Regions from separate parts of the Homo sapiens genome. Here region 1 is linked to region 2. Evidence: chromatin loops called from intact Hi-C (ENCODE). Cell type or tissue: IMR-90. All regions are shown on one strand. Each heading gives the region's core, and the rest is flanking DNA. Links, peaks and the distances in the headings are about the cores only.

The links. A loop is a pair of places that touch in the nucleus more often than their neighbours do. Peaks named below come from ENCODE experiments on the same cell type or tissue, not always from the same donor. Only the 100,000 strongest peaks of a DNase experiment are listed, where the experiment ranks them.
Region 1: it touches region 2 in a loop (5-fold over the local background); 26 of 110 quality-filtered maps call a loop at or near these places.

Annotation. Positions count from the first base shown.
Region 1 is chr15:32,949,842-32,960,252 of GRCh38, forward strand. The region is part of intron 9 of FMN1 (formin 1); the gene reads right to left. Among named protein-coding and RNA genes, the nearest start is that of GREM1-AS1, 240 kb to the left of the region's middle. In IMR-90, for the core only: a CTCF peak has its summit at 6,350 (motif pointing left); DNase peaks (open chromatin) are centred at 2,420, 3,390 and 6,390; H3K27ac peaks cover 5,346 bases.
Region 2 is chr15:32,839,209-32,849,619 of GRCh38, forward strand. All of the region lies in intron 17 of FMN1 (formin 1), which reads right to left. Among named protein-coding and RNA genes, the nearest start is that of GREM1-AS1, 130 kb to the left of the region's middle. In IMR-90, for the core only: a CTCF peak has its summit at 5,124 (motif pointing right); DNase peaks (open chromatin) are centred at 1,893 and 5,153; H3K4me3 peaks cover 382 bases; H3K27ac peaks cover 2,802 bases.

The DNA.
Region 1 (10,411 bases), core at 1,361-9,360, 110 kb after region 2:
CTGAAACAAATGTACAAGAAAAAAACAACCCCATTAAAAAGTGGGCAAAGGACATGAACAGACACTTTTCAAAAAAAGACATGCATGAGGCCAAAAAGCATATATATATATATATATATATATACACACATATATATACACACACATATATATACACATACACATATATATATACACATATATATATATATACACATATATATATATATACACATATATATATATATATATATATATATTAAAAAGCTCAACTTCACTGGCCATTAGAGAAAAATGCAAATCAAAACCACAATGAGATACCATCTTACACCAGTCAGAATGGCTATTATTAAAAAGTCAAAAAATAACATGCTGGCAAAGCTGTGGAGAAAAAGGAATGCTTTTACACTGTTGGTGGGAGAGTAAATTAGTTCAACTATTGTGAAAGACAATGTGGCAATTCCTCAAAGACCTACAGACAGAACTGCCATTAGACCCAGCAATCCTGTTACTGGGTATACACCCAAAGGAGTATAAGTCATTCTGTTATAAAGACATATGCACATGTATGTTCATTAAAACACCATTCACAATAGCAAAGACATGGAATCAACCTATAGATGCCCATCAATGACAGACTGGATTTTAAAAAATGTGGTACATATACACTATGGAATACCATGCAGCCATAAAATAAAATGAGATCATGACTTTGCAGGCACATGGATGGAGCTGGGGGCCATACTCCTTAGTAAACTAACATAGGAACAGAAAACCACATACTACATTTTTTCACTTGTAAGTGGGAGTTAAATGATGAGAACACATGGACACACAGAGGAGAGCAACATACACTGGGGCCTATTAGAAGGTGGAGGGTGGGAGGAGGTTGAGTATCAGGAAAAATAACCAATGGGTACTAGGCTTAATACCTGGGTGACGAAATAATCTATGCAACAAACCCCCATGACACAACTTTATCTATGTAAAAACCTGCACGTGTACCCCTGGACTTAAAAGTTTAAAAAATGTAGTTTTCAATACTGTTAGTTATCTTTTTGTTATTGACACGATTCCTAACTTAATTTCATTTTGATCAGCAGATGTGATCTGTATGAAAAATTCCTTGAAATTTTATTGAGATTTGGAGAACTTTTGCTTTTTTTTTTAAAGTCTTAATATTGCTTGACTTTTTAAATTCTATTCATGCATTATGTTGATAAAATTTAATCAAGTACTGTATGAAAGTTAATGCAGTCTATTTGTTAATAAAGAAACCAACCTAAAATAACTTCATATTTTAAGAGCCTCACATTACCAAAATCGGTCATTCTACATATGTTTATTTATTTATAGACTATCATGCTCTCCAAAGATTTAAAAAGGTGATATTATGTTACCTGCCAATAGCTGGCATTCTTAAAATTGTATCACAAACACAGGTTACCATGAAAGCAAAATACAAATAGAACTAGAAAATGGAGATACATTTTAAACTTTTCCTTGCATTGGGTGGTTTTTTCTTGGTACACACTGAAGGAATTCATCTCTGAGAATCTGGCTAAAATTCATTTGCTTTAACTGCATAGCTGCGCCCCAGTGGGACACACACACACACACACACACACACACACACATCCACGCACACACAAATAGGGGAAATGGATTGTAACTAGCAGCCCCTGGGGTCCAGGAACCATAAGTGAATGAGAGATGAGGCTTCTGGTTAAAATTCAACCTCTTGCTTTCCTTTGGGATGACACTGGAGGATGTTTCATTATTCTTATTCCCAGTTCTCATGGTGGCAATGATGGTGGTAATAGCATAGTGAAAGCACCATTGATGTGCCAAGCCCCAGGCCAAACATTTCACATACTACATTTTAATTTTCACAACCACCTTTGAAGCAGACATTAATATTACTCTTTCTTTACAGATGAGAAAACTGTACGAAGGGGCCTTAGAAAGATGAAGGGACTTGCCCCATGAATGATGACTCAGCCAGGCCTGTGGGGTTCAAGAAGCCCCTGCTGCCCTACCACACTACCACCTTCCATACTTAGTCTAGTGGTGACTCTCACCACACTGGGCATGCTAGAGAAGGCAGCTGGTCAGAAACTGGAGCTCAGCCCTCTGCTACAGCCTTGTCACTGGCTTCCTATGGCTCTGAGGCAAACGCCCAGATCTCAGCTTGATCTTGAATTCATAGGTATGAACTCTCTGTGCAGGTCTGTGAGTTCTACCTCCTTTTCCATGCACCTTCAGCCTCAGAGGCTCATCCTTTCCTGCAGTGGCAACTGAATGGCTGGGTTTTATAGGGCTAAGTTTTTCAGATACCTCCACACCCCAAGAGTATATGTATATACAACAAAAACATCATCATGGCCAAGCCTCTCCAATGTCTTACTAAAGCATTCTAAACAAAGTATGCTTTAGGCGTTTTACTGCTACATTCTGAATCACATTCTTCTCCAAGCAACCATCTCAACGTCTCATTTTTTCCATTAGTAAGATGATTATATACAGAGTGATCTATTTATAATGAGCCCCAGCTCAAGCAGTATAGCTTTCAGTTGGCCTCATTTTATATAAATCTTTCTTTGTTAATTAATGTGTCTTATCCCAGTGTTGCAAGGAACATTTATGTTCCCGAATTGGACAGGAAGGAAGCAAACCACACCCAAGGTGAAGGCTCCAAAATCTTTAGAGTCAATATGAATGTAATAACCGTTTGAAAACAAAGTTTAAAGCTGGGTTTTGTGCATATTTTAAACTAAGGAAGTTGTACAACAGAGTCCACAAGAGAGTAAAAAGTGATGTGATAATTAGGCGGCCATGAATTAACCCCCTGGTACTTGCAGCTCTGTACTATTTTTAAAGACCTCCTTCTCACCTCCTAAGATATTTTGGACATGCAAAATGCCTAATGCGACTAATAAGGCACCTAGCATGAAAGTTAATTAATGAAAATGAAAACACGAAAACTCAGGTTATTTAGTAATAAGGGCCTGGAGCCAGATCCCAATTAAACTACTCTTGTGGCGAAGGGAGGGATCAAAATGCCCAATAGGTTCCATCTGGCTGCTTCTGTGGGTCAACGTAGAGTCTCACGTCCGTGTCAAATTAGCTTTTCCACCCTCTTCTTTCCCTTGCAGTGAGAAGCTAAAGGCAGTCCTCCCCACACTGTACTGGGGAACTCCCAGGCTCTCCCACTCACATGTAAGGGGCTTGGCGGCTAAGAAATCCAGCTGGAAGCGAGCGAGCATGATTTGATTCACCCGCTCTTCAGAGTCCAATCCCTTTTGTCATTCACTCCACTGGAGGGGCCCCCTAAACCTCCAATCCCGTTTGTACCCCACCTAGGAGATCTGATAATGGTCCTGGCAGAGCTGTGGCTTTTCGTAACTTCTGGCAGGGGCCTCGCTGACCCATAACATGACGACACACATGATTTCTTCTCATACTGTCTTTGTAAATTGACCATGGCTAACCTTGCTGCCCTAATCAGATCAATCAGAATAACATTTTTTTAGCTGCTGCACACAGGAAGCCTCCTGGGCTGAGGCATAACTCAGAGTCAGGCTGGGATACAGAAGGCAGATTTTTGAATTTCCAATGGTCTCAGGTTTCCTTTGCTTTTATCACAGTTGGTGAGCTTTGTAAGGTCCGTGTTTACAGCCATGCAAATTAGCCTCAGCTGGAGGGAAATCAGGTCAGGTCTAAATGAAATGAAGCTCTGGGTCAAAAGTATTTTATCAAAAATTGGAAGTGTGGCCATAGCACTGGGGTCCAGCCAGACTATCCTAGGAAGTAAGTGGACAGTTTTGTCTGGTGTAACCTGAGCTCCAGGCCTCTCGACCGTGGAAACTCTGCTAGGAGACGGAGGAAAAAATGGTGGAGGGCCACCCCAGCACAACGGGGGCTGGCCAGTTCCACCACTGGCTGCTGCCGCCAAATGCATTTCTGTTATGTAAGGACAACTGCAAAGAGAGAATACTGTATACCGGAAGGTGGGAACATTGTGGTTTGAGTCTGGTTTGCAGTATATCCCATGCCGCTCATTGACTAGGTAAAAATCTAAATTCACTGTTTCAATCTTACACACACTCAGTTTAAAAATGTATGTGGGAACGTATCCACATTCAGCTAAGTTCTGAGATTTTGCATCTGGAAAGCATATTTGCAAATTTTCACTCCAGATGCCATGTTAGGTATAGAAGTTAAGGTCAGAGGGGTTACATGACTGGACATACAACAACTACAACAACTAATAGTTACCTTCAAGACGAGATCTCTGGCTGCTAATTTCCACTGCAGTTTTCTCTATCATATTTCCAGTACTTCAATACCCCCACTACATAAAAAACTTGGTTTGTTTAAAAATAACTCTCCAATATATATACCTTACATTTGGGGGATTATTAAAATCAGAACAATTATTTCCTGAACCCCCATGTACCTATGGCTCATACAATATGCTACTGATGGTTTGAGACAGCTCTATCCATCTGATTAGGCCTGGATCTGAGCGCTAAGATATTGCTCAATGTGTAATACCCTCATCTATCTGCCTTCTAAAAATAAAATGAAAGTTGGCAGATCTTGAGTGTCTTCATCTGCAAAGAAGTCATGACCAGATCCTTGGAATTCATATAATTAAAGTTTATCTTTTGACAGATGAGAAACCTGAGATCGGAGAATTTAAAGGACTTGTTCGGGATTCGATATTTGGTTAGGGTCAGAGTCAGAATTAGAAATTATGTTTACTGACACCAAAGCTGGGCACTTTTTTCACTATACAATGACCAAAAAATAAAATTCAGTCTTGGCCAAGTGAATTTAAAGTCAGAACTTGCAGTTAAATGCAGACGAATGCCCATTTATCAAGTAATTAACAACACAAGGCTGGGCACGGAGGCTCACGCCTGTAATCCCAGCACTTTGGGAGGTCAAGGTGGGCGGATCACTTGAGGTCAGTAGTTGGAGACTAGCCTGGCCAACATGGTGAAACCCCATCTCTACTAAAAATACAAAAATTAGCCAGGCATGGTAGGTGTGCCTGTAGTCCCAGCTACTCTGGAGGCTGAGGCATGAGAATTGCTTGATGAACCTGAGAGGTGGAGGTTGCAGTGACTAGGCAACAGAGTGAGACTTTTTGTCTCAAAACAAACAAAAAAATAAGCTGTGGGGTTGTTGCTGGAAACATTCCTTTGCTCTTTAGAACTATGTGGTACTACGCAAGTTGCCCAACCCCTCTAAACTCCAGTTTTCTCATGTATAAAACAGGAACAATAATAGGAACCGTCTCACTGGGTTTTTGATCAAATTAGTTAATATATGACAGGCACTTAACCAAAATTCCTCATTTAGCAGTGGCACTACTAGTGATATCTTTATTTTTTAATCTCCACTTGAATGACATCAAATAAATCCAAGGTCATTGAGACTTCTCTGTTCATATTAAGCATGTGCCTGTGAGGGCATGTGCAGGGGCTGTTCTGACTATCACATACATGGGAGATGTGTGTATTTTGCAAAGCACTTACAAGTTCACCTTCAAAAGCATCCATGTGACCTGGACTTGCAACCGAAGTATACATATATGATCTTTCCCTATTCTTGTTACATCTTCACATACTTCTAGCTTGGAACTGAAGGCCAGAGGACTCACTATCACCATCAAGGTCCCAAGCACAGGCGCTCAGCCTCATCCTGTTGTCTAGCTCCAACCCCGTAACAGAATCTCAGAAAATGGCCTGGATTGAGGATAAATGAATGAGATTTGGGAAAATATAGGCGAGACTTCAAAACTTCCCTCAACGAGAAGATAAATATTTTTTAAAGCATAAATATTTAGAATGGTTCTCTCATAGCATATCCTGTACTTTTTTGTGTTTTCCAAACAGATAACCCCAAATCTATATTCAAATAAACTTTTGCTTTTCACTCTCTTCCGATATGGAAGATTTTAAAGATGTGTGTGCGTGTGCGTGTGTGTGTGTGTGTGCGTGCGCGCACGTGTCTGTGTGTGTGGTGAGAAAGGAATTCCAGAATCAGTCCCAAAGACGCTAACTCTAATATTCCATATATTTTTATACTGCAATCATTCATTCTAAGCACTGGAACCATGGCTACTAATGATTTTTTTTCTGCTAATACCTTCAAGTCTTTCTAATATGCAATTGACTCCCAATACTCTGTGTGGGTAATTTGCTGTGAAATTTGGCCTCATGGTCCACAATAGAGATATGAGAAGACTAAAGAGAGAGCTGGGGGCAGTTACTCTCTTCCAGGTTCCTGTTCTGGGGGTTCTAGGATCCATGCAACTTTTATCTTTGTATCTCAGCATTCTAAGGTGCCCTCTTGTGGTGTGGGGTAGGAAAAGAGCATCCTAAATGCAGCTGGCTGGAGACACAAATCCAGATCAAGTTACTGTTGAACAGCCAACAAGAGAAACATGGTTGAACTCCAAGAATAATACTCAGATGCAGCATTCTGAAAGAATCATTGATATTCATATTTGACAAGTCCTAACCACTCTTTTTTTTTTTTAAAAAAATAAGCAAATAAAATAAACGTACAACTTCTGGGGCTGTCTCATTTCCAAATAAAATTTACAAGGTGGAATTTTTGTAAACTGGTGCCTGTCATGGAGCTCCTGTTTCCTTTCAGTAAATGCGGCCAGTCAGGAGTCCTTAAACTGAAGAACAGGAAAGCCCTGATCATTCCAGATATCACTCAAGAAATCGGGACAGAGCGCTAGTTTAGGCCCCCAGGTCATATATTAGTACAATCAACACATGGGCAAGTTATTTCACTCACTTCTATAGATGATAATCCCTAACCCCATTGCTCAGTTGTCAACACGTGAAAAACGTAAAGGGGTAGACAAACCTATCACCACCCTCATATAAAAAAACTAACGCACATTCCTTACACCGAGGGAGCCCAGAGAAATTATCTTTGTACACCAAAGCTGAAATAATATAAACTTGGAAAGCAATAGGTTATGAAAACCCTATAAATTTATGTTCAGGCTTCCAAACAATGTTCTTCTTCCACCCTTCTCCCCTCCCCAATAAACTGAGACATAAAGTCTGGGATTTGAGAATTACAGCTATGATCCTTGCCAAAGTGACCAAATTACAATCAATGCTGAAGGCTTTTGGCACCACAAAATTTCAACAGACTAGTATCTGCTGAACCATCACAACCCCCTTCCCCCAAAGTGTTTGGGGAATAGCCATTATCTCATTAATTCTTAAGAAATATCTATTAAAAAGACAGAGACAGAGAGGGAGACGGGGAGAGAGGAATCCTTTTACATATCTTACAGAAGAGGAAACAAACAGAGATGATTTATAATTTAGTCAGATCATGGCATCTCAAAAAAGGAGGAATATTGGCAGATCATGCTGATTTTCAGAATGTCGTTGGGCAAGTTTAAAACACAATTGGAAAGTTTATCAGAGCAGTTCTTTTTTTTTTTTTTTTTTTTTTTTTTTACAGGAACCAGGAGAAAGAATCACAGACAATGAAGGTGGATTTCTGGCTCCTTGTCAAGGTGCTGACCTACCTTGCTCAGGAACAAATGTCACTTAGAGACAGTGTAAATATGACATATTGACAGGGGAAACTCTTTATCTTTCAGTGAAAAGAGACTATACAAACACGATATGTACTACTAGATGTCCGAATGTATCACTAACGGAAGTTGTGGGATACTTCCATGAATATCAACAAACAAGAATAATCTAGAGATTCCCATTTGCAAATAGTTTTAGGAATTGACACATTAATGCTTTAAGACCTTAAAAACCTTGGGAATCAAAGATGTTTAAGAATTTCTTTCCAAAGCTTTCACATTAGTTCATAAACTAAGAGATTAATGCAAAGAATACTTAACGTACTCTTATAATTTCATATTATACTTATAATAACCATATTAAGGGGGTGTTATTCCCAATTTCGTAGAGAAGAAATCAGTGTGAGAAGGTTAAATGACTTTTTCTGAATGTTACGAAAGAAAAAAATAAGAGATAGTAGCAAGTGGTGGTGGTTCCATTGACAGCTGGTATCTTGAGCTCTGGTTCTTAATTTGGTTACTGCCATGTTTGTCGTGGCAGAGTGGTCTAGTATCACAAATGAGAATGGCACCTATCTAAGTATGCAATATAAATTTGTAATAATTAGTAATAAATTTATTTTATTATAGCTAATATTTTAAATGGAATTGATAAGGTCAAAGAAAAACACCAGCTCCAAATCTATATATGCCTTTTGCTGGAGTTACATAGAAAGCACATCTTTTTACTCAAAGATTTGGCTTCCTATTGGAAGACTCTGAAGAAAACCATGGATAATTACACAATGTAGGAAATACTTTGGATATGCAGAAGTGTGGCTATATTTTGTTGATGTTTTTAATAATGGCTACTCTCATTCATAAACTTCAAATAAATCACCCGAATAAAAGTTGATACTATCACCAAGGTGGCAAGTTACCATTTAAATAAAGGGGAAATGCAGACACATGCTGATGAACAAGTGTTCATCATCATCAATGTCTTCCCAGTTAAAAGTGTACAAACCCCTACAAGTCACTTTATCTTTCTCGGTCTTAGTTTCTTATGTGCCATATGAGAGAAATAAGATGATGGGTAAGATTTCTTCTAATTCCTAGACTACATGATATTACAGAACAGGATCCCTGCCTAGTTTGAGAAGATATACATACATACATACATACATACATACATACATACATACATGCTTAAACAAGTGCCAGTGATATGAAATTTAAATACTATTTTAGTAGTTGAAGCTAGAAATTAGTATCTGAGTTCCACAGACTCTTGATCATTCTGTCCATTACTTCTGAAATACAAACGTGAAATGTGCTGAGGGATGAAGACCAGCTCTATTTAAGGGATATTCATGGCTGGGTGCAGTGGCTCACGCCTGTAATCCCAGCACTTTGGGAGGCCAAGGCAGGTGGATCACCTGAGGTCAGGAGTTTGAGACTGGCCTGGACAATGTGGTGAAAGCCCGTCTCTACTAAAAATATAAAAATTAGCTGGGCGTGATGGTGGGTGCCTGTAATCGTAGCTACTTGGGAGGCTGAGGCAGGACAATCGGCTTGAACCTGGGTGGTGGGGGTTGCAGTGAGCCGAGATCACACCATTGCACTCCAGCCTGGGCGACAACAGTGAAACACTGTCTCAAAAAAAAAAAAAAAAAAAAGACATTCATATTCACGTTTCAATGCTGGCTGAAGCCCTATAGCCAAGATTCAGAATTCTGGATTTTGAAATCCAGTAATGTACCCAGCACTTTCTCTTGTTCAGTCATTATAAAAAGACCTATCTGGCAAGTATCCTCCTGGTCTTCTCATATGGGAACCATTCCATGATCCAGCTGAAGGAGTTGGCCTTCAATGCTGAAACTCCTCAGCTGCTCACCACCTCTAAAACCACTTTCATTTTCAAGAGGAAAGAAAACAAACATCTGACTCTCAGAAGAGACCAAGGGATCCATCTTGATGTTGGAAATCTGGCCACAGGCATGGAGCAAAGATTATAGGAGGCAGGTTTGGAGTTTTCTGGCATCAATTCAGCTTGCTATTTTCTTTAAAACTTAAAACCTCAGCTCTAAGGTAGGACACAAAGCTCACTGAAAACTCTAAGCTGCATATTACCACAAAGCTCAGTAGACCCAATTTTTTGCCTCCACTTACAGAGAAAAGCAAGCACTACACAAGTGCACGGATTCCATGGGGCAATGGCAACCACCCTGTTCAGAAAACTTAAAGAGTTTAAATGAAGTGTTATTTTCCCCCTCAGACAGAGAAACAAAATAAATGTTATCAAGTACTAACTGCCTTAAACTCCTTTGTTGAACAGGCAAACTATTATAAGAAAAGAAATAATAAATGACCAAATGCTTTGATGTTTAAAAACAAATATTCATTCACCAAAACAGAAGTGAATAGTTCTATGAGTAAACAACATGTTTTCAAGCATCTGGAGAGAAACAAAAAGAGTAATAGCAATCTAAGAAGCAATAAAGAACAAAAGTAAATTTAATACGATCCTGCATAAGAAAGCATTCAGAGGAGATTCTGGTGAGTTCAGGCAAGCCTTCCTGAAAGAGGCAAACTGAAGTTGGCTTTGGAATATACAGATTTTCCTTTTGCCATTCAGGTAGAAACAAGTCTTCTGCTTCTATAGATGGCATTTAAAAAGCCAGCCTGGCTACAAAGCAGGCTTACCTCCATCTCATATGAATCTAATTGCATGGGAATACATTCTATGTAAATCAGCTGACCTTTTTTTGCCCGGATTTGTCTGGAACTTACTATTTGTATTAATCCATTTTCGCACTGCTATAAAGATACTACCAACATGGCAGCAGGAGAGAGAGGGTGGGGTGA
Region 2 (10,411 bases), core at 1,591-9,590:
CTTTCTGCACCCTGCCCACCCACTCCCAGCAGAACTGGAACCCCTCTCCCTGAGGACAGGACATTTTGAACCATTCACGTAAAAGTCTCAACCACGGAGCGTCAGCACCAACCCACCCTTCAGGCGTTGGCAGCAAGGACAACTGTGTTCAGGTGAACTTCTAGCCCTTTCAGACTTCACTGGATGCTTGGCATTTGCTACACTAGTTCCCATTTTAGTGTTCTGCTTGTCTCGTAGACTGGACTGTAAACAACTTGAGCACCAGGGACCTGAAGCCCCCGGATTCCACAGCAGGGCACTTTACATGTGAAGAGCCATTAGCCAGGAAATGCTTATGGTTGTTAATGATGATAAGCTACTCCAAACATAGTTTCTTTTATCTGCCTACATCAGAAGCTTGGCTTCTTGAGACAAGAGACTCAGACTTCTCATTTATACTCTTGACAGACTGTGGAAATCAATAATGGCTTGCACCCATCAGTGTCCTGGAAGTAGGATTGAGAGAGAAGATTCTCTTGAGAACCGATTTCTCCTCAAAATAAGATTAGGCTTGAAAAAAAAAAAATCAACCTCCCCACTGCTTAGCTCACAGGTATGGTGCTAATGGCAGCAACTTAGTCATGAAATGGGGAACAACAATGTAAAAAATCCTTGTTAATTTGCTTATAATTATCCAGAACTAACTACAGGTACACTGAAGAACTGTATACTTGATGGGAGGGAGATCTACACCGCTAAGTCAATAAGACCAATTTCCGATTTTTCCCTGTGAGCATTTATTTGCAGAGCCACATATTGGCAACATAAGAAACTAGCGTTGAACAAACCTAAGAAGTGATGAATCCTCCCCGGGAGGAGAGCTGCAGCCCTGAAATCCAAAGCAGAATGGGCTGGGGGCAGCTTGAGGTCTGTGGGCGAAACTCAGCACTCCCAGTCTAGGGTGCTGCTCACCCATTAACTTGGCCTCCTCTTGCCACTGTTGTTTTAGCCCTTAGTGAGCATCTGTGTGGCTCAGATTTAACCAGACCAAAGGGGCTGTGGTGGTGAGAGGGCAGAGAAAGCTGGAGGAAGAAATGGCTTTTTTTCTGGAGAGGAGTGAGGACTAAGTCACTTCAAGGATGATCATATTCCCAGGAGGAGCCATGATATGATATTATTTGAATATCTAGCTCCACGCAGCTCTATTTTTCCCTTCTCACTACTAGAAGATTGTAATCACCCGGTATCAGCACATTCAAGATACTACCGAGGACCTAACAGCATGCCCAAAACCTCTCATCTCTGCACATAACTGCGTACAAATGACTAAAATCACTTTGCTTCAAAAACAGAGTAGCTGTGTGAAAGGCATTTTAGAGCATGTGGGATTCCACACACAGGCAAGTTCCAGGGATCTCAGAAGCTTGGCTATTTCGTTCAGTGCCAAGGAGGCAAAGATGAGGACAGGCAGTCGTGTGGGTGGGAGGCAGTCCTTGGATGATTAGCACAGGTGTCCAGGAGGGAGGGGAGGGTATGGAAATGGTACAAACATGAGAGGAAGCTGTGCCAGTGGGTCATCATGCCCCATTTGTACAGAACATTGAGTGGACTGTAACTGTGGACAACTGAAATACCGAAAAGAAAATGTGCACACACTGTTTAAATTCTAAACAGTGGGAGAATCGTTGTTTAAAGAAGAACAGATAATTGCTCATTCCACCCTCCCCAGTCTTTGAAAGATAGACACAGGAGTGTCACACAGTACAAGAGTTTGTATTACACAGAAAGAGGGACTTACAGACAGAAACAAAATTTAAAAACAAACAAACCACCAGCATTTATCACCGTTTATCCAGCCAGTGGTTTTCTTTATCCCCTTGGCTATTACTTTAGATATTTTTGCTTGGAACTTCTCCCCCACTTTTTCTGACAGCTCATTGATCTTGGGTTGGATCATCACAGTTCGTGGGAAACAATACAGGCTACTTTTCTAGCTTATTCCTTCTTAGATGCCTCTTGGATATTGTCCATTTAATATGTTTGAGAAATATAGAGAGACAAAACACACAGTGTTTTAATCTCAGAGTATATGTAGTGTGTCCCTGGAGAAGAAGTCTCATATATCCAAGGGAATCATTCCATTATTTTAAAGTAAGGCTTGTATTTCAGATTGATCCACCTGGAACATGTAATCAAAACTCATGAACTTTAATATAAATTCCAGATTCTGGTTTCTTATCTATATTTTTGGGAACATAACATTGGTAGATAAACTAATTGAAAAAAATATTTTCAATGTTGATTTAGAAATGGCTTTTAACTATTTCTACACATTCCATCACTCCATCTCAGAAGAAGCGGAGTAGAAAACTGCAGCAAATGGGACTTTATATTAAAGTCCTAGGAAATATATTCTGGCTGATGTGATGGTTCTTGTGTGTTTCAGTAGGCATGTAACATGTGAATCGCTTTGTGGAACTGGGTTCGTGAGGCTAGTATTTATGAAGCTGTATATTTCCTTCTGTGTAGTAACACAGAGAGTGATTCAGGAGAATGAGAAAATCCTGTTTCCTGGAAATACCATCCATCCTGAAGGAGTTACGAGAACCAGAACAGATATGTATTTTGCTATTTATCTCACACTTAAAGATTATACAATCCATTTTCCTAGGGCAAGCACAAATGGTCAGTTTTATAAATCTTGATGGACTAAGTCAAGTAAAAAAGCCCACTAGTTAAGAGTCCAGATATCGAGAGACACAAATCTGAGGAACGATCAATTAGGACACCGTGGTAGCTTGTCTCCAAGATGTCCATCATCAGCTCTTTCCTTCCCTGCATGTTTGTGCTGTTCTCTAGTTGAACGGTGGCGTCTATTCACTCCCTTAAAACTGGACTGGACTGTGACTTCTCTGAACAACAGTGACGTGATGTTTCATTCCCAGTGTTTGAGAGGATAGGAAATTTCTAATTTCTTTTCCTTGGAACATTTGCTCAGGAAAAAGCCAGTAACTATGTAAGAAGGCTAACTACTGCGAGACCACCATGCTATGAGAAAGCGCAAGCCATGTGGAGTGACTGCACGGGCTCTCAGAGATGCCCAGCCAAGCCCCACCCTCCATCCACCCGAGCCGAGGCTCTGCAGCCTACAGATGATTTCAATTCCAGCCATAATCTAACTCCAACTTCACAGGAGACCTGAAGCAAGAACTAGCCAGTTAAGTCTAATCAACTCATTAAACTGTGAGAGATAGGCATACATTGTTGTAGCCTACTAAGTTTTGAGATGGTTGGTTATGCACTGTGGATTCCTATTACCAATCGGCTATAATTATAAAATATCCACTGGCAAATATAAGTTCCAGAGGCAAAGACTGTGTTCCTTTTGCTCATCATTGTATTCATAACATGCAGCACAGTGCCTAGAACACAGAAAGCCCTAAACTAATAATACGTAAAAGTTTGAAAAAGTTTATCTGTACTAGTATGAAAGAAAGACCCATAGTCAAACGGCTGACATTTTTTAGCAAGTTTGATGGGCACAATAACCTTATGGTGGTGGTATTACTACCTCTGTCTTTGAGATGAGGGAACCTCAGCTTTTTTTTTTTTTTTTGAGGAAGTAAGCTTCCCAAGCTCAGAAAGGTAGGGGAGAGGGCCAGGCATGGTGGCTCACACCTGTAATCCTAACACTTTGGGAGGCCAAGGCGGGCAGATCACCTGAGGTCGGGAGATCGGGGCCATCCTGGCCAACATGGAGAAACCCTGTCTCTACTAAAAATACAAGAAATTAGCCGGGCATGGTGGCACATGCCTGTAATCCCAGCTACTTGGGAGGCTGAGCCAGGAGAATCGCTTGAACTCAGGAAGCAGAGGTTGTGGTGAGCCGAGATCACACCATTGCACTCTAGCCTGGGCAACAAGAGCGAAACTCTGTCTCAAAAAGAGAAAAAAAAAAAAAGAAAGAAAGGTAGGGGAGAGATTTGAACTCAGATTTGTGCAATTCTAAAGCCAGCCTGTTTATTATAGTCTCCCAGGAGACTACAACAGAAACAATGAGAAAACAATTTGAAAGAGATGCAAAACCCACCCCTTGAATCTTACCCAGGACTATGGAGCTCCATTAATTGCTGTCAACACGCTGGAACCTATTTCACATGAAGCTCAGACCAATTACAATTAATGCCACAGTCATGACTACAAACTAGAAACCAATGCCAGAGGAAGCTTAAGTTAAAGAAAGCAACGATCACGCACATATATTATGTTAGCAATTAGGCTTAATCCTAGAATCGTGAAGCCAAAGAGAATATATTAAAGAGAGAACAGTGCCCTCCTGGGAAGAAGAGCAATTTCAAATAGACTTTTTAGTGGCTTTCTACATTACTTACTTGAATATATTATGCTCCCCTAGAATTACTATATTACAATTACTCACGCCACATTTTATTTATTTCAGCAAGGAAATGGGATGGTGCAATGAGCTCAGTGGGCAGACGGTTTGGTTATTTCAATGAATAATTTGAATGTCAACAAGTTGGTGGATGCTAAGATGAAAGGGGAAGTAGTAAATAGCAAAGGTCTCAATGCCTGACTCTGAGATGGAGTAAGGATGAGCTATCAGGACTGGCACTTCACTTCTAAATGTTGAGCACTCAGGTTTTGCTAAATTTATAAAAGCACATGAACTAACTAACATCGCATATTTCCTTAACGAGAAGACCAGTTTATCTCTGTTTAAAACAGTTCTGATCTACTCAAATACACATTTTTAATTTTCACTGAAAAATGTTATAAATAAATCAAAATTTAAATAAAAAAACTGGGAGGGAAAGGTAGATCTACTTCTCAATTCAGAAGATTAATAAAAGGATTAAGGAATTAAATAATCACATTCTCTAGCCTCAGCTCACGACTTTTTCAAGGCTCAGTTTCTCAATAAATGGAAAAGCAAATTCTCATTATTCTCCCAATCTGTTTGAAAGCAGAGCTGGGGTGTTACAGTGATTAACAGTTATCAAGGCCCATTAAAGTTGTTAATTATAGTGGCGTTCACTATCTTTTTCCATCATTTTTAGCTATTGAGACAGGGTCTTTGTGGATCCCAAGGATCATGTGTTTGCAGTTCAATTCAGCAGCCACTAGGTGGTAATATTGTTGATTTTGGTAGCCATGAAGTGTGATCTATCAGACCTGCCCTCTTAAATGGAATTATGTACATCCCTTATATCATCAAGATGTAATTATAGAAATAATTATACTTTAAAATATGTAAAATATTTTAATTGTGAAAAATATAATCCCTTATAAAAGTTCCATGCATATCTGGTACCTTTTAAACTTATGCTAATTCTACTTACCTTTTATTCTAATTATACACATGACTATCTTCAAATTATACATATAACAAAAATAAAGTGTCTGGTCTTAACAGAAATCCAGCTTATATTCATTGCTTCTGGCTTATTTTTAGAAGAGATGAAAAAGATGCACATAACTTTCCTTCTAAAATTATGGCCGTCCTCTGTAGTAAATAATTATTTGCCACTTGAACTTGGAACCACTGCTATTCGCACCATTGGGTAAGTAAAATTTCTGTGATTAACTTTCTGAGACCCACTGTCTGAAGCATCTGATAAGATTTGACAAAATCACGTAACAACAGCAGCGGCTGATATACATAGTGCCAGGTTCTGAGCTAACTGCTCCACATACATTAGTCCTGCGTTCCTACTAGAGCTGCCACAACTCATTTAAGGCCAAATGAACTCAGCAGAAGAAACATACCCGTATTATTTGAAGGAATGAAAAGATCTTTCCAGAATTGGACATTGTCTGCGAAACTATGTATTATATAACATGTATTATGCACAATAACTCCCAGAAGGCAATACAGGTGTTAAGCTCTTTCATTATGAAGAAGACAATAACTGTATAAATCAAAGAGAAGTCTTGTGATAGCATCTTTGATCAATCACTGATGAAAACCTTGCCATAGTTGTCAAGAATCCAAAGAGAAAGTGGTGGCTAGGCCAATAATTACGTGAGGCAATTTATCATGAGAACAACCATTATGCAAGATGCAGAGCTCAATACTGATTCCATAAAATACTTAAATACTTGTCACTGCAATTCTTTACTAATTACAATGGAAACTTTGTTGTTATTGTTGGGAAAGGTAAAAGAGGACCTCTATTAAGACCTCAGAAAAGGAATCTTTGAGGTTAAGCTGTTACCCAAGGTTAAGGCAAATCTACTATTCTGATACTTTTCTCCTTTAGATGATGAAACAAATATGCTTATTTCTATTTACCCCTAGGGTCCTGGGACTCAAAAGAAACCAAGTGGTTCTCTAAGTTAGTAGGATGGCACAGTAACAACGCTGGGATTGAGCTCACCCTGACCCTGAGTAAGTTACCAAGACCCTCAGACTCAGTTTTCTTATCTGGAAAGTTAGGAATGAAAAAAATCAGTTTCAAAGGATTGCTGCAAAATTAAATGAAGTGCTATGCACCTGTTGAAGTCAAGTATAGCATGCTCCCCAATCACCCCCCAACACACACACCAGAACTAACAATTCAGGAAGGAAATTTTCAGTATATTGGTGTTTCTCACAGAGGGTCAAAGTGGGACAATAAGAATGCCTTAAATGTAACACATTGTATTTATTAAAGCTTTATAGTTTATATGGTGGTTTCCCATGTATGTTATCTAATTTCATCTTCATAATGACACTGTGTACTAGATATTACTATTCCCATTTTACAGACAAGAAAAAAAAAAAGGCCCCAAGAACTTAAAATCCTTTGCAAAATCACATAGAAAGGTTAAGTGGTGAACCCAGTGTTCAAACCTAGGTCTTCTGACTTCAAGCACAAAGCTCTCTCACTACATTCAGATCACTTAAAAACACAACATTTTATTGTGCCTATCGTTAATAAGACTGTATTGCACACTTAAGAATTTGTTAAAGAGGGTAGAATTCATGCTAAGTATTCTTACTAAAATAATAAAAGTTGTATGTATGTAGAAAAAAGTATTGCTTAATCTAATTAAACTAAACAGCTTCTGCACAACAAAAGAAACTAGCATCAGAGTGAACAGGCAACCTACAGAATGGGAGAAAATTTTTGCAATCTACCCATATGACAAAGGCCTAGTATCCAGAATCTATAAGGAACTTAAATTTACAAGAAACAACCCCATCAAAAAGTGGGCAAAGGAGATGAACAAACACTTCTCAAGACATTTATGCGGCCAACAAACATGAAAAAAAGTTCAACATCACTGATCATTAGAGAAATGCAAATCAAAACCACAATGAGATACCATCTCCCACCAGTCAGAATGGCGATTAAAAAGTCAAGAAACAATAGATGCTGGTGAGGCTGCAGAGAAACAGGAATGCTTTTACACTGTTGGTGGGAATGTAAATTAGTTCAACCATTGTGGAAGACAGTGTGGCGATTCCTCAAGGATCTAGAACCATAAATGCCATTTGACCCAGCAATCCCATTACTGGTATATACCCAAAGGATTATAAATCATTCTGCTATAGAGATGCATGCACACGTATGTTTATTGCAGCACTATTTACGATAGCAAAGACTTGGAACCAACCCAAATGCCCATTGATGATAGACTGGATAAAGAAAATGTGGTACATATATACCATGGAATACTATGCAACCATAAAAAAGGATGAGTTCATGTCCTCCTAGTTTTTCCAAAACAAACTAATGAAATGTGAAAAGGGTGAATTCACAAGGGGCTATACATAGAAAGAAAGAGCCTGACTGACTTGGCTCCATCCTCTACTTCTACCTGGGGACATTTCCAATCATCAGAAAGAGGTTAATGCAATTGCAGCTCCAGAGTCTCATCAAACTATCTTGGATTCTGCCATGATGAAAGGGAAATGAGGAGATTACCCAATAACACCATCATGAGGTTGTCCTTAGTAATACTTCAATTCTTACATGGTTGAGGGCCTACTCAAAGTTGTAAAAATCAGTTTAAGGTATAGTCCCCTGTTCTACCAAAGCAAGCAAATAAACTGGTTCCATAACGTTGAAAAGATGTAGGGGTGTGTGTGTGTGTATGTGTGTGTGTGTGTGTAAATATCTGCTGCTGCTCTAGGAAAGACCCTGTAAGAGTTAATGATACTTATCTGACAAATAATATCTTACCTCCAAACCCAACCACTACCATCTCTCTTCCACTAGCATGTAGTTCTGAGACAGTGTTTAAAAACAGAAGACAAGGCTGGGCGTGGTGGCTCGTGCCTGTAATCCCAGCACTTTGGGAGGCTGGGGTGGGTGGATCACTTGAGGTCAGGAGTTCCAGAAAAACAGGAGACAAACTCTTTAAAAAACTAAGAGTTAAGGCCGGGCGTGGTGGCTCATGCCTGTAATCCCAGCACTCTAGGAGGCCGAGGTGGGCGGATCACAAGGTCAGGAGATCGAGACCATCCTGGCTAACGCAGTGAAACCCCGTCTCTACTAAAAATTACAAAAACTTAGCCAGGCGTAGTGGCGGGCACCTGTAGTCCCAGCTACTCGGGAGGCTAAGGCAGAAGAATGGCATGAACCTGGGAGGCGGAGCGTGCAGTGAGCTGAGATCGCGCCACTGCACTCCAGCCTGGGTGACAAAGCGAGACTCCATCTCAAAAAAACAAACAAACAAAAAAATTAGAGTTAAGGCCTAAAATGCAAATACCCACGGAAGAGGTCAGATCCTGACAATGATCTCAAGATATAAATGACTGAGATTTGGTTCTATGTTTGTGATTAGGTTTAAAGGATGGTCTGTGTCGGGGTAATCTGAGAGAAGATCTTTACTCTCTCATTTTGGCATATTCATAAAAGTGTACATTGAAGCACCTGTGTAATGAAGAGCCCAAATGAAATAAAGAACAGGATTATGGCAATAAGAAAAAAAATATGAGGAACAGGTAAAACACCCTACATATTAGAGGCCTCTTCTTGACCATAATGTAAATTAGGGTTCATGTTACATACCTAATAATAACATCACAAAAGTGTGACGCCTGAAACTGAAGTGATGATGGAAGCATGAGCAAAATAAGTGAAGTCAATCCAAGTCAAGGAGAAAGAACGGAGGGGTTCCAGCAGGTTCATGTGTGTGCACGTGTGTGTGCGTGCACACGTGTGTGTGTATTAGACTGTCTTGAGCTCTCAATGCCTTTAAACATTTCCTTGCATTTTCTCATTGACTGGGAGGCTTCCATTAGATAGAGCCATCTAGAGCGATGTTGAAGAAGGCAGCCATAGGAAACAAACCAAGGTACTAGCTCATAGATCTTGCTTGATAAGGGACCTTCAGATTTCCTTTTAAGTTGTCCAGTTCAGCACCCAATGAAAGTAATGAGACTGTGAGTAAGACCATTTGGTTTCCAATTCTAGGTTCAGGTGGCTAAGGGACCCCAGTTGGTATAATGATGGAGAAGCAATGAATAGGAAGCAGAATCTTAGGGAAAAATGTGAAGTGCGAAGTACTATAGAAAATTGTTTTTCAAAAAAAATTTGTTTACTATTTTAAGAGGTACTCACTGGTTAAAACACCCAAATTTATAACAAATCTGCATACGCCTATGAACCTCATCTGCCTATTTTCTACCTGCTGCAGCAATGAACCTGTTTGATTAGTTTTAGGAGTAATAGTCTAAATATTTAACAATAACATAGGTACTAACTAGCAGAACAGGCAACCTGTATGGGTGTTATGGTGAGGACCAGCTGAATATCAGTCTTGGGTTAGTTCTCTTTTGTTTTTTTTTTTTTTTTTTTTTTCAGAGACAGAGTCTCACTCTGTCACCCATGCTGGAGTGCAGTGGCGCAATCTCGGCTCACTGCAAGCTCTGCCTCCCGGGTTCATGCCATTCTCCTGCCTCAGCCTGTTGAGTAGCTGGGACTACAGGCGCTTGTCACCACGCTCAGCTAATTTTTTTTTTTTTTGTATTTTTAGTAGACACGGGGTTTCATCGTGTTAGCCAGGATGGTCTCGGTCTCCTGACCTCGTGATCTGCCCGCCTCGGCCTCCCAAAGTGCTGTGATTATAGGCGTGAGCCACCGCGCCCGGCCAGTCTTAGGTTAATTCTTATTTGTTCTCACTGTTAGGTAGTATTCATTTTTTGCTTCATTTTTATCTGAATGATAAAATAATATACCTAATAATAACATAACTACTCTTCTGACCCTTGCTTTTATCCACTTAAACATATACATTAGGGATCCTCCAGGTCAATACATACAGACTTTTTTTTTAAAAAAGATGCTTAGTATTCCAATGTATGGAAATACCATAATTTCACAACTCCATTACTGGATAGTCATTAGAAACCGACTTCGGGGGAAAACATACGCTCTTTGCAGGAATTTCTGGGAAAAAAAATCCCCTCTAGCCCTTTTAG